2 separate regions of the Homo sapiens genome follow, and region 1 is linked to region 2. A link is an interaction called in ENCODE POLR2A ChIA-PET data of the cell type or tissue named here. Cell type or tissue: OCI-LY7. All regions are shown on one strand. Links, peaks and the distances in the headings refer to the core of each region. The heading gives the core; the rest is flanking DNA.

Region 1 (6,758 bases), core at 647-5,646, 140 kb after region 2:
AAAGAGAGTCTCTTCAATAAATGGTGCTGGGAAAACTGGATATCCATATGCAGAAGAAGGAGACTAGACCCCTACCTACTATCTTGCCATACAAGAAAATCAAATCAAAATGGATTAAAGACTTAAGTCTAAGATCTCAAACTTTGAAACTACTACAAGAAAACATTGGGGAAAATCTCCAGGACATTGGTTTGGGCAAAGATTTCTTGAGCAATACTCCACAAGCACAGGCAACCAAAGTAAAAATGGACAAATGGGATCACATCGAGTTAAAAAGCTTCTGCACAGCAAAGGAAACAATCAACAAAGTGAGGAGACAACCTACAGAATGGGAGGAAATATTTGCAAACTACCCATATGACAAGGGATTAATAATCAGAATAGATAAGGAGCTCAAACAACTCAATAGGAAAAAGTCTAATAATCCGATCAAAAAATGGGCAAAAGATTTGAGTAGACATTTCTCAAAAGAAGACATACAAATGGCAAACAGGCATAGGAAAAGGTGCTCAGCATCACTGATCATCAGAGAAATGCAAATCAAAACTACAATGAGATATCATCTCAACCCAGTGAAAATGGCTTATACCCAAAAGGCAATAACAAACGCTGGCGAGGATGTGGAGAAAAGGGAACCCTCCTACACTGTTGGTGGGAATGTAAATTAGTACAACCCCTATGGAAAATAGTTTGGAGTTTCCTCAAAAAACTAAAAATTGAGCTACCATATAATTCAGCAAGTCCACTGCTGCGTATGTACCCAAAAGAAAGGAAATCAGGATACTGAAGAGAGATCTGCCCTCCTGTGTTTGTTTCTGCACGGTTTACAATAGCTAAGATTTGGAAGCAACCTGTGTCCATCAGCAGATGAATAGATAAAGAAAATCTGGTACATATACACAATGGACTACTATTCAGCCATAAAAAAGAATGAGATCCAGTCATCTGCAACTATTTGGATGGAACTGGAGATCATTAAGTTAAGTGAAATAAGCCAGGCACAGAAAGATAAACACCCCATGTTCTCACTTATTTGTGGGATTTAAAAATCAAAACAATTGAACCCATGGAGAAAAAGAGTAGAAGGGTGGTTACCAAAGGCCGGGAGGGGTAGTGGGGAGTTGGGGGTGGGGAGGTGGGAATGGTTAACGGGCACAAAATATAGAAAGAATGAATAAGACCTACTATTTGATAGCACAATAGGGTGACTATTGTCAATGCTAACTTAATTGTGCATTTTAAAATAACTTAAAGAGTATAATTGGATTCTTTGCAACTCAAAGGATAAATGCTTGAGTGCATGGAGACTCTATTCCCCATGATGTGCCTGTTTCACATTGCATGCCTGTATCAAAACATCTCAGGTACCCCGTAAATGTATACACCTACTATGTACCCACAAAAATAAAAAAATATATAAAAAAGAACTTCCTTCCTTTTTAAGGTTGAGTAATGTTCCATTCTCTCTATACCACATTTTGTTGATCCTCTGTCAATGGACACTTAGGTTGTTTCCACCTTTTGGCAATTGTGAATAATGCTGCTATAAACACAGATTTTTTTCTTTTTAAATCCAAGATGCAAGCAAGATTTACATCCCAATATTCTGTTAATAAATTCTGCTTCTCCTAAAAATCAGTTAACGTTGATCTGTTGCTAGTCACCAGGGACTCAGACCAGCCAAATGTACGTGGGACAGCATACTACACTGTATGTGGTAGTGCTTGACTAATAAACCTGATTCTCTGTAATCCCAGCACTTTGGGAGGCTGAGGCGGGCGGATCATGAGGTCAAGAGATTGAGACCATCCTGGCCAACATGGTGAAACCCTCTCTCTAATAAAAATACAGGCCGGGCGCAGTGGCTGACGCCTGTAATCCCAGCACTTTGGGAGGCCGAAGCGGGCGGATCACGAGGTCAGGAGATCGAGACCATCCTGGCTAACACGGTGAAACCCCGTCTCTACTAAAAAAAATGCAAAAAATTAGCCAGGCATGGTGGTGGGTGCCTGTAGTCCCAGCTACTCGGGAGGCTGAGGCAGGAGAATTGCTTGAACCTGGGAGGCGGAGGTTGCAGTGAGCCGAGATGTTGCCACTACACTACAGCGTGGGCAATAGAGCAAGACTCTGTCTCAAAACAAAAACAAAAACAAAAAAAACAAAAAAAAACCTGATGCTAAATACATTAACTCAGAGGGGTGTTGGTGAGCGTGAATGCTGCTTCCACACCTGATGTATCCTGGCATTAGCCTCACACTACTGGCCTCTCTCCATTCTCACACTCCTCCCTCATTCTGCCACAAGGAAAATGGTGAAAATAGATGCTGTGTATATGGCCCAGCCTTTTCTTCTCCTCCACCTTTGGGAGTGGCTACTCTACAGCACTTTCTGCTTTGTAATTCTGGAGGTGAGATGGGGCAGGAGCCAGCCCTGATTCAGTGTTGCCATAACTGTGTGGATAATCTGTTGATTATACTGTTTGGCTCTCCGACTTAGCTAGAACGAAGTATTTGGTACTCATCTCCTAACTCTTTGTTTTACTTCTCAGCTGGTTCATCTCCAGGATGAAGGGGGGAAAGGTTGCTGCTTTTTTGGGCCCTTAAAACACCTCAATTATCTGAGAGACACCTGGATCCCAAACTTGACCATCTACCTACATGGTGAACCATTTCCTGTTGCATAAGTCTGCTCAGGACACCAAATTGCAATATGGAAGATGGCTAGATCTGAGCAGACCCATGTAAGAGAAATTTCGTGTTGCCAAAGAGATATTAGCATCAAACTAATTTGGCTTTCCAGACTCTAGGGACATTCCTGTTGAGATCACTAATTCCAGCTATGAGAAGCAGAGTATACCCCCGTCCCTGGCACCCTCTGCTACAGATACAAGGAGAATTTTTACGTTTTCTTTCTAGATTCCATTTAGAAAAAAACTCCAAACACTGCTTATTGCTGAAAACCTGGGAAAAATGGAAAAACACAAAGAATAAAACAAAAAAACATACAAAAGCTTATCACCCAGAAATAACCGCTTTAAAAGTTTTGGCACACTAATTTATATCTCCGACCCAAATGTCTTTCAGTTCTAAACTTGCATATTAAATATCCTACCTGATAGCACGTCTTGAATGTCACAAACTCTCCAGACTCAGCATGACCAAGCATTAACTCATACTCTTCACCCCCAAACCTGTTTCCTTTCCAGCGTTCTCCATTTCAGAGGGTTGGTACCTCTGTTTATCCAGCTGTTCACACTAGAAACCTAGGTCATTCTTGAAAATTCCTGTTCCTTTACCTTCCACATCCAATCCTTCACCAAGTCTTATTGATTTTAGCTTTGTTTTTTATTTTTTATTTATTTTTTATTTTTGAGGTGGAGTCTCACTCTGTTGCCCAGGCTGGAGTGCAGTGGTGTGATGTTGGCTCACTGCAACCTCCGCCTCCCAGGTTCAAGCTATTCTTCTGCCTCAGCCAACTGAGTAGCTGGAGTTACAGGCATTACAGGTGCCCGCCACCACGCTTGGCTAATTTTTTTTTTTTTTAAGTAAAGATGGGGTTTTACCATGTTGGCCTGGCTGGTTTCGAACCCCTGACCTCAAGTGATCTGCCAACCTTGACCTCCCAAAGTGTTAGGATTACAGGCGTGAGCCACTGTGCCCAGCCATGATTTTGCCTTTGATATTGCCCTCAAATGCATCTACTTGTCTCTGTCCCTAGCACTACTTCCCAGTTCACGCTGCCATCACCTGCCACCTGGATTAGTGTGATAGATTTTGGACTGGCTCTCTTCTCTTTTATCTCATCTGTGCTGGCCCTTAGTAATTTGTTCTCCATACTGAGACAAATATTTTCAAATTGCAAATTTTGATTATATCTTCCACACCCCACCCCACTTGCTCCCCCAGTCCCTTGGTAGTTTCCCATTGCTTGTAGGATAAAGACAAAACTGCTGAACCTGGTCCCTAGGACCCTGGATAATCTGGCCCTGCCTACCTCTCCCATCCCACATCATTCCCAGCCCAAATTTTCTTCACTCCAACCACTTGGCCTTCTTTCAGTTTCTTATACTTGCTGTAGTCTCTCCTCCAATGGGGCTTTGCCCCTGCTGTAGCCTCTTCCTGGACAACTCTTTTCCCTGCTGTTCATGTGGGTGGTGCATATTCTCCCATCACATCTTGGTCATCAAACAGGCCTTCACTGACCTCTTTGACCACGTCAAATTGCCCCTGAGAAAGGTTCTTCACCAAGTGCATCTCCCTCATGGCATTTAGAATGATTGCAATGTGTGTGTTTTTTTCTTACGATTGATCTCCCTCATTGGACTGTATGCTCCTTGAGGGTAGGAACTGTGTCACTTTTGTTCAGCATTGTATCTGGAGAACAGATTTTTGCACACCATTATATCACTAAATATTAAATATTTGATGATGAGTGAAGGCCTTTCCTTGTGGTCTTTTCATATATATATATGAAAATATGATTATGTGTGTGTATACATACACACACATAATCATATTTGCAAAAATGGCAACATAATGTACATTACTTTTTTTTTTTTGAGATGGAGTCTGGTCCTATCGCCCAGGCCGAGTGCAGTGGCGCGATCTCAGCTCACTGCAACCTCCACCTCCTGGGTTCAAGTGATTCCCTTGCCTCAGCCTCCTGAGTACCTGGGACTACAGGTGCATGCCACCAAGACTGGCTAATTTTATTTTTAGTAGAGACAAGGTTTCACCATGTTGGTCGGGCTGGTCTTGAACTCCTGACCTCAAGTGATCCACCTGCCTCGGCCTCCCAAAGTGCTGGGATTATAGGCGTGAGCTTCTGCACCTGGTCATAATGTACATTAGCTTTTTATAGCTTCCTCCCCTTAGCAATAAGTGAACATTCGGGGGCTGTTCTTATTGACAAAATCCACTTTTTGGAATTTTTGCTGTTTCCCATTTACTCCTTGACTCTTCATTTGCAAAGTACACTTTAGATTTGGATATGGATAGCAGACCTGAATTAGCACTGGCTGCAGCTATGGTATCTGATCCTTTCCTAGGGCCCATCAGTGCACCTGGTGACATCTCTGGTCTGTGGAGGATGGGAGCGCAGAGGTAGTATGTGGGGTCAGATGGATGAACTCCACACCACTGCTCTGCTTCTGTTTCAGGGAGGCTCATTTGGATGAAAAGAACAGAGTCTCAATCAAGCCACATTGAGAAATGTGGGCCCAGGCAGAAATCTCTCTAAAATTCATGAGCAGAGCCCTCATTGGAGCAGGAGGGTGGGTCCAGATCCACAGTGGGCTCAGGACTTCAGCAACAGGAGCCCATGGTCTTCCTTCCACCCAGCCTCAGGGTGACCTGTCTCAGCTACTTTCTGCATATTGGCTTCAGTCTCCTTTTTATGCCTTCTGGGTCCCTCTGCTTACTAACAGTTTTTGCTTTTCAGAAGTTTGGCTTGCACAGGGCTTTAGCTTGCCATGGCTCTGACCCTACCTCGTGGATCTCTTGATGAATCCTTTTGCCTCCTGTTTCTGCTGCCAAATGGCAAACTCTGTGTTCCTTATTTCAAATTTCAGAGAGAGGGAGGGAGGGAGGGAGGAAGAGAGAGACTCCAATGGTTCTATCTGATTTTTTTTGAGACATGGTCTCACTCTGTTGCCCAGGCTAGAGTGCAGTGGTGTGATCATGGCTCACTGCAGCCTCCGCCTCCCAGGCTTCAGAGATCATGCCGCCCCAGCCTTCTGAGTAGTCGGAACCACAGGCGTGCACCACCACATCCAGCTAATTAACAAATTTTTTGTAGAGACAGGGCCTCCCTATTTTGCCCAGGCTGGTCTTGATCTCCTCGGCACAAGCTGTCCACCTGCCTTGGCCTCCCAAAGTGCTGGGATTACAGGCATGAGGCATCAGGTGAGGCCCCATCTGACATTTTTGAGCCAGCTGTACGTGTCCTTGAACTAATCTCTGTACTTGGCTGTCTTTGGGTGGGGGGCGCTCACTCTAGTCCAAGTAATAAGGGGAAACAGCTGAGTCATGTGGTACCGGAAAATGGCTTCCTGGGGAATAGAGGATGTGGGCTGGTAACTTTTCATTAGAATAGGGCATGGGCGGCCAAACACTACTACTGACTTACCTGTGTGACCTGGGACAAAACAGCCAACTTTGGTTTTAAGCCTGGGTTTCCTCAGTTGTAAAAAGGAAAATAATCTATTTTATCAAGTTACAGGATAAAAGGATATAAAATGAGGAAAGGTACACAGAACACTTTGTAACATCTCAATAAATGGTGCTCTTAGTACTAGTATCATCTATAAAATACTTTTTTTCAAAATGGCTCTCTAATTCAGGCTCTTTAAAGGAACATTGTCCCAGATGGATAAATCCTTCTACGGATTGTTATGACTCTGGTTAGAATAATGTTCTGATGCAGAGGGTTGGGTGATGGAAATCTTTATTTCCCTGGGGAGGTGGTGGTGTATGGACCCATCTACACTGACTATGTGAAAATGATCCAAGATAACATGGGAAAAATAGATGGCCTGTAGATACTAACAAAGGGCATTGAAGGAGTTTTTGGTCTGAAGCCAGAAGCCTGATTTAGAATCAAATGTACACACTTTTTCTTCTACAGAAGGGTTTGCATAATAATAGCTAATGCTTACATAGTGCTTAATATATGCCAGCCATTGTTCTACAGGCTTCACGTATTTCCTTATTTCTATAACACATTGAGGTGGATACTATTATTACTTCCAATTTGTAGGT
Region 2 (6,758 bases), core at 762-5,761:
AGGGTGAGACTCTGTCTCAAAAAATAAAATAAAATAAAATAAAATAAAATAAAATAAAAGAACATAAAATGCTAACTCAAAAATACTCATTTTGTATTCACTCAAAGTTAAAACAAAAATAACAATTTAGGCCGGGTGCAGTGGCTCATGCCTGTAATCCCAGCACTTTGGGAGGGCAAGGTAGGCGGATCATGAGGTCAGGAGTTCGAGACCAGCCTAGCCAACATGGTGAAAATCCATCTCTACTAAAAATACAAAAATTAGCCAGACGTGGTCATGTGAGCCTGTAATCCCAGCTACTCAGGAGGCTGAGGCAGGAGAATCGCTTGAACCCGGGAAATGGAGGCTGCAGTGAGCCGAGATCATGCCATTGCACTCCAGCCTGGGTGACAAAGCAAGACTCCATCTCAAAAAACAAAGAAAAAAAAAAAACACACTATTTAAAAGTCCCTCAGCTCTTAGTCCAGTTCTTTCACTCATCTCAGAAACAGACTCACTTGACTCAGCTAGGAGAGTGGCTCATTATGTAATGTTACATATGGAAGTCCCACATCTGAGAGAACACTTTTCCTACAGCTGTTATCTGCTGTTATATCACTAATCTTAAAAATATTCTAAAACCCCCAGAATTTATAAACATCATGAATCAAGCCATTTAATGTTTGTTCATATTCATCCGTTACCTGCTACAATTCAGAATATAAATGACTATTTTTGGACAGGCCCAGAACCCAACTATTATGTTTTATGTTTAAAGCTTTTTTTTTTTTTTTTTTGAGACAGAGTCTCGCTGTCTCCCAGGCTGGAGTGCAGTGGCGCGATCTCAGCTCACTGCAAGCTCCACCTCCCGGGTTCACGCCATTCTCCTGCCTCAGCCTCCCGAGTAGCTGGGACTACAGGTGCCCTCCACCACGCCCGGCTGATTTTTTTTTTGTATTTTTGTGGAGACGGGGTTTTACTGTGTTAGCCAGGATGGTCTCAATCTCCTGACCTCGTGATCCGCCCGCCTTGGCCTCCCAAAGTGCTGGGATTACAGGCATGAGCCACTGCGCCCAGCTGTTTAAAGCTTTTAAAAAGTAAAAGTAAGGTCTTGTTTCTTCAGCCTTCTCCATTTGGTCTGCAATTAATTTTAGACAGCCTCAGAAAATCTTGGGCTGTTACATAAAAAAGACAACTTTAAAAAAAAATAAACTTAATTTATTCTTCCTTAATGCAGATAGGAATCTAAAAACACCTAATTACACATGAACCTAGAATCAGAGGTGGATATAGCCCAGCAGATACCTAAACTTGTCCTTGTACCATACTACTTCCTCATCAGGCACCTGTCTTCCACAGTTTGCCAAGAGTCATAGGAGATTATCTACAAAGATGAGTCCCCCTCCAGCATCATCCTCACTTATCCATTCTACAGACTTCATAATCTGTATATTCTTATCCTACCTTCCAAGTAATCTCAAGAATAACGGTGGCTCCCACTAAAATGGCTGGGGATCCTTGAAGAAAAGTTATTTTTATTTTATCCTCACTTAAGGGACTTAAAAAAAAAACCCTCTCTTTGACTTTTGGTGTAAAACTGGAAGACTAGGAAGAGAAAAGAGAGGAATTTGGGGAGGGGGTGGGCAGAAAGGAAGAAACCAACAATGAGTTCATTTGTGCTGCCAAGATAATTCATTTTTTATGCAGCCTTTAGAATAAAGCTTTTCTTGTTGCATGTGGGCATATATTTGAGCTTCTTATAAACACATTTAAGAGGATTAAGCTCTATACTGGGCATTTAAAAATAATCCAGGTCTGCTTCTGTCTCACAAGAATAATAATGTGTAATGTGCACATGTCACATGCAAGTAACTGCTAGCTAGCTAAGACTAGGCACATCTGCTGAGGCATGCTCTCATGATGATATAATAAATAAGTGAACAGAATGTGTAACAAATGACCAATGATAACATTACCTTCTGGACTCTTCTTGTCTGACTTGTAGATTTTATGAAAAGGAAACATGAGCAGTTGTTAGATATGGTCAATTCAACTTGGAAACAAAATGTCCAGCTAATCCTCTATAGCTTCTGAATCAGCTGAAATTGAAAATACTGAGATGGTACTAGGAACTGCTAGGAAAAAAATCTGTTATCATATACAATTTGACTGTGAGAAAGAATTTTCTCTATACTCTGAGACAAAAACTGAATACGGAAATAAATGTAACGCTGCGACTAAAATAAGACTACTGTCATCCATTTCTCCAATTTAAACTTTTTATCTCGGGTCAGGCATGGTGGCTCACGCCTGTAATCCCAGCACTTTGGGAGGCCGAGGTGGGCGGATCACAAGGTCAGGAGATGAAGACCATCCTGGCTAACATGGGGAAACCCCGTCTCTACTAAAAAAAATACAAAAAATTAGCCGGGCGTGGTGGCGGGCACCTGTAGTCCTAGCTACTCCGGAGGCTAAGGCAGGAGAATGGCGTGAACCCGGAAGGTGGAGCTTGCAGTGAGCCGAGATCACGCCACTGCACTCCAGCCTGGGTGACAGAGCAAGACTCTGTCTCAAAAAAAAAAAAAAAAAAAATTTATCTCATTAAAACAGCCTCATTATAAAAAGTAAATGTGGGCAAGATGCAGAGGCTCAGGCCTGTAATCTCAGCACTTTGGGAGGCCAAGGCAGGTGGATCACTTGAGGTTAGGAGCTTGAAACCCACCTGGCCAACATGGTGAAACCCCATCTCTACTAAAAACACAAAAATTAGCCGGCCATGGTAGTGCATGCCTATAGTCCCAGCTACTCGGGAGGCTGAGGCACGAGAATCTCCTGAACCTGTGAGGAGGCAGAGGTTGCAGTGAGCCGAGATCATGCCACTGCACACCAGCCTGGGTGACAGAAACTTTATCTCAAAAAAAGAGTAAATGCTTTCAATTTAAATATAGAAAATAAATGATTTTTTCCATAAGTAACACAAGAAAACAAAGCTTTATAGAAGTAAATGCCATCAATTAAAACATACCATATCCATTCAAATAACATAACCAAGTCTGAGTTTTTGACAAAGGTTAGAAACCAAAAAGAAAACCAAACTTTTTTTTTTTGAGACAGAGTCTCACTTTTGTCGCCCAGGCTGGACTGCAATGGCATGATCTTGGCTCACTGCAACCTCTGCCTCCTGGGTTCAAGCTATTCTCCTGCCTCAACTGTCTGAGTAGCTGGGATTACTGGTGTGTGCCACCACTCTCAGCTCATTTTTTTATTTTTAGAAGAGACGGGATTTCACTATGTTGGCCAGGCTGGTCTCGAATCTCTGACCTTGTGATCCGCCCACCTCGGCCTCCCAAAATGCTGGGATTACAAGTGTGAGCCACCGCGCCTGGCCAAAAAAAATTTTTTTAGAGACAGAGTCTTACTCTGCCATCCAGACTGGAGTACAGTGGCACAAGCATAGCTCACTGCAACCTTGGAATCCTGGGCTCAAGTGATCCTCCTGCCTCAGCCTTCCGAGTAGATGGGACTACAGGTGTGTGCCCATACCTGCTAATCTTTTTATTTTTTAAAGAGACGGGGGTCTCACTATGTTGCCCAGAGTGGTCTTGAACTCCTGGCCTCAAGAGATCCTCTGGCCTTGGCCTTCCAAAGTGCTGAGATTTGTAAGCCACCACCCCTGGCCCCAAACAAAACATTTAATGTTTTATACTTTAAAATAAAACCCAAGAGAAAAATAATTTTGAAAAGAAAATTGTATAATAAAAACCATAAAGATGATGTAATGTACAGTCACTGGAAATTCGAGGTCTTAGCTCTCGAGTCAGGGAAGATGGAGAACCCCAGAAGCCAGTCCTAGAACTCTACCATTGTGTTTTGCAAACACATCATATAAGATGTGGCCAACAACATGGTGAAACCCCATCTCTACTAAAAATACAAAAATTAGCTGGATGTGGTGGCGAGTGCCTGTAGTCCCAGCTACTCGGGAGGCTGAGTCAGGAGAACTGCTTGAACCCAGGAGGCAGAGGTTGCAGTGAGCCGAGATCGTGCCACTGCACTCCAGCCTGGTGACAGAGCAAGACTCCGTATCAAAAAAAAAAAAAAAAAAAAGTGGCCAATTCTTGAGGAGAAAGGAGTAAAATCTGATAAATTAGACACTTGAAAGATTTGCCATATATCATATGAGGTATCATCTCAATAATTCTATGTGCCTCACATCATTTGAATATCAGAACCACTGAACTTGGGGCTCTCACTCAAGACTTCCCATCTGGTTTAAAGTTGGGGAGGGGGACGCCGGGCATGCTGGCTGCTCACGCCTATAATCTCAGCACTTTGGGAGGCCAAGGCGGGTGGATCACGAGGTCAGGAGTTCGAGACCGGCCTCATCAACACGGTGAAACCCCGTCTCTACCAAAAATACAAAAAATTAGCTGGGCATGGTGGCATGCACTGTTATCCCAGCTACTCAGGGCAGGAGAATTGCTTGAACCCGGGAGGCAGAGGTTGCAGTGATCCGAGATTGCGCCACTGCACTCCAGCCTGGGTGACAGAGTGAGACTTCGTCTCAAAAAAAAAAAAAAAAAAAAAAATAGGTGGGGAAGGGGAGTAGTACAATCATTTTCTATCTGCTTCCATACAGACAGGCATTCCTAAGATGCTGATAATGATTTCATAGTTCCTGGCCCTGTCCTTTCTACAGTCTTAAAAGAAAATACATTCTCTTTTGTAAACAAGACAACCAGTGTTCCTTTATTAAATATCTGAATAAGACTCTACAATCCATTTTCCATTAGCCAATGACATTTCAAAAATGTCTCAAAAGTCCAAACCAGAGGAATGGACGAACAAATCGTGGTATACTCAATGAACTCTTGATGCAGGCAACAACAGAAATGAACCTCAAAATCATTATGGCAAGCCAAAGAAGGCAAACACAAGAGTACAAGCTAAATTATCCCACTTAAGTTCTAGAAGAGACAAATTAATCTATAGTGAAAGAAATGAGAATCATAGTTGGAGGTGCTGGTGTTAGGGACTGACTGGGAAGAGGAATGAAGACTTTTTTCTTAGAAATATTTTATTCAGGTTGAGTATTCCTTACCCAAGATGCCTGGGACCAGAACTGTTTCAGATTTCATACTGTTTTGGATTTTGGAATATTTGCATATACATAGTAAGATATCTTTGGGAAGGAACCCAAATCTAAACATGAAATTCATTTACGCTTCATAAATATCTTACACACAGAGCCTGAAGGTAATTTTATACAACATTTTAAATAATTCAAAACATAACACAAAGTTTTGACTATGTTTTAACTGACCAGTCACAAGGTCAGGTGTGAAATTTTCCACTGTGGCATCATGTTGGTGCTTAAGAAGTTTCAGATTTTGGAGCATTTAAGATTCAGATTTTTGGATTACCAATGCTCCACCTAACTTTTTTTTTTTTGAGACAGAGTTTCGCTCTTGTTGTCCAGGCTGGAGTGCAATGGCACAATCTCAGCTCGCGGCAACCTCCGCCTCCCGGGTTCAAGCGATTCTCCTGCCTCAGCCTCCTGGGTAGCTGGGATTACAAGTATGCGCCACCGCGCCGGGCTAATTTTGTATTTTTAGTAGAGACGGGGTTTCTCCATGTTGGTCATGCTGGTCTCGAACTCCCGATCTCAGGTGATCTGCCCGTCTTGGCCTCCCACAGTGCTCCACTAATCTTAATAAGAGTGTAGGTTAGATGGGTATGTATATCCAATTGCAAAAACACCCAACTGTACACGCAAAATCTGTATTTCACTGTCTGTAAACTATACCTCACTTTAGAAAAGGACAATAAGAATATTTTTCTGATCATGTCATCCCCTGCTTGAATCCTTCAAATAGCTTTTCATAACATTTAGAACAAATTTCCATTCCTTAACATGACCTAAGAGATGTGAACTGCGCCCTGTCTCCCTCTCCATCCTTAATCTTTAAGATCCAGACAGGTTGGTTTTCTATCCCTCAAATATACTCCCAATTTTCCTTTGAGCTTTTGGAATCATGGCTCCTTCTATCTGGAATGCTCTTTTCTTAGGTTAGCTTAATCAGATTCCAGCTGAAATCTCCCCCTTATCAGGGGCCTTCCTTGACCGTGCCCCATCCAACACAGCTCTCCCTACCTTCTCCCTCCAAAGTTCCTGGAAGTGCTCAATATTACTATCTGGAAAAATAAATGAAGGATTTTTTTTTTTTTTTTGAAACAGTCTTGCTCTGTCACCCAGGATGGAGTGCAGTGGTGCGATCTTGGCTCACTACAAGCTCCGCCTCCCGGGTCAGGCCATTCTCCTGCCTCAGCCTCCCGAGTAGCTGGGACTACAGGCGCCCGCCACCATGCCTGGCTAATTTTTTTGCATTTTTACTAAAGATGGAGTTCCACCATGTTAGCCAGGATGGTCTCGATCTCCTCAACTCGTGATCTGCCTGCCCCGGCCTCCCAAAGTGCTGGGATTAGAGGCGTGAGCCACTGCGCCCAGCCATAAATGAAGGATTAACTAAAATATCTGCCAAAATATAAATGACCACAGGGAACATAACTACTACCTTACATTAGTTTTCATCATTAATCTATTTGTTGATATTGCTACATCTTTAAAGGCTCTTTAGCTAAATGTTTAAAAGAATGTACAAAGTTATTATACACAGACACATGCAAACAAAAAGACAGTAAGCAAGGCAATATTAATAATAGAATTCAAGGCAAAAAAAATAACATGATAAAGATGATGTTATTAAAGGCACAATCAC

The links. Peaks named below come from ENCODE experiments on the same cell type or tissue, not always from the same donor. Only the 100,000 strongest peaks of a DNase experiment are listed, where the experiment ranks them.
Region 1: POLR2A ChIA-PET joins it to region 2 with 6 read pairs; 3 of 35 experiments call an interaction of 5 or more read pairs at or near these places.

What each region holds. Positions count from the first base shown.
Region 1 is chr3:183,563,478-183,570,235 of GRCh38, reverse strand. No RefSeq gene overlaps it. Among named protein-coding and RNA genes, the nearest start is that of KLHL6, 11 kb to the right of the region's middle. RefSeq lists an enhancer at 6,695-6,758. In OCI-LY7, for the core only: no CTCF peak of the experiment used is centred there; no DNase peak of the experiment used is centred there; H3K4me3 peaks cover 383 bases; H3K27ac peaks cover 4,539 bases.
Region 2 is chr3:183,705,489-183,712,246 of GRCh38, reverse strand. All of the region lies in intron 1 of YEATS2 (YEATS domain containing 2), which reads right to left. Among named protein-coding and RNA genes, the nearest start is that of YEATS2, 11 kb to the right of the region's middle. In OCI-LY7, for the core only: no CTCF peak of the experiment used is centred there; no DNase peak of the experiment used is centred there.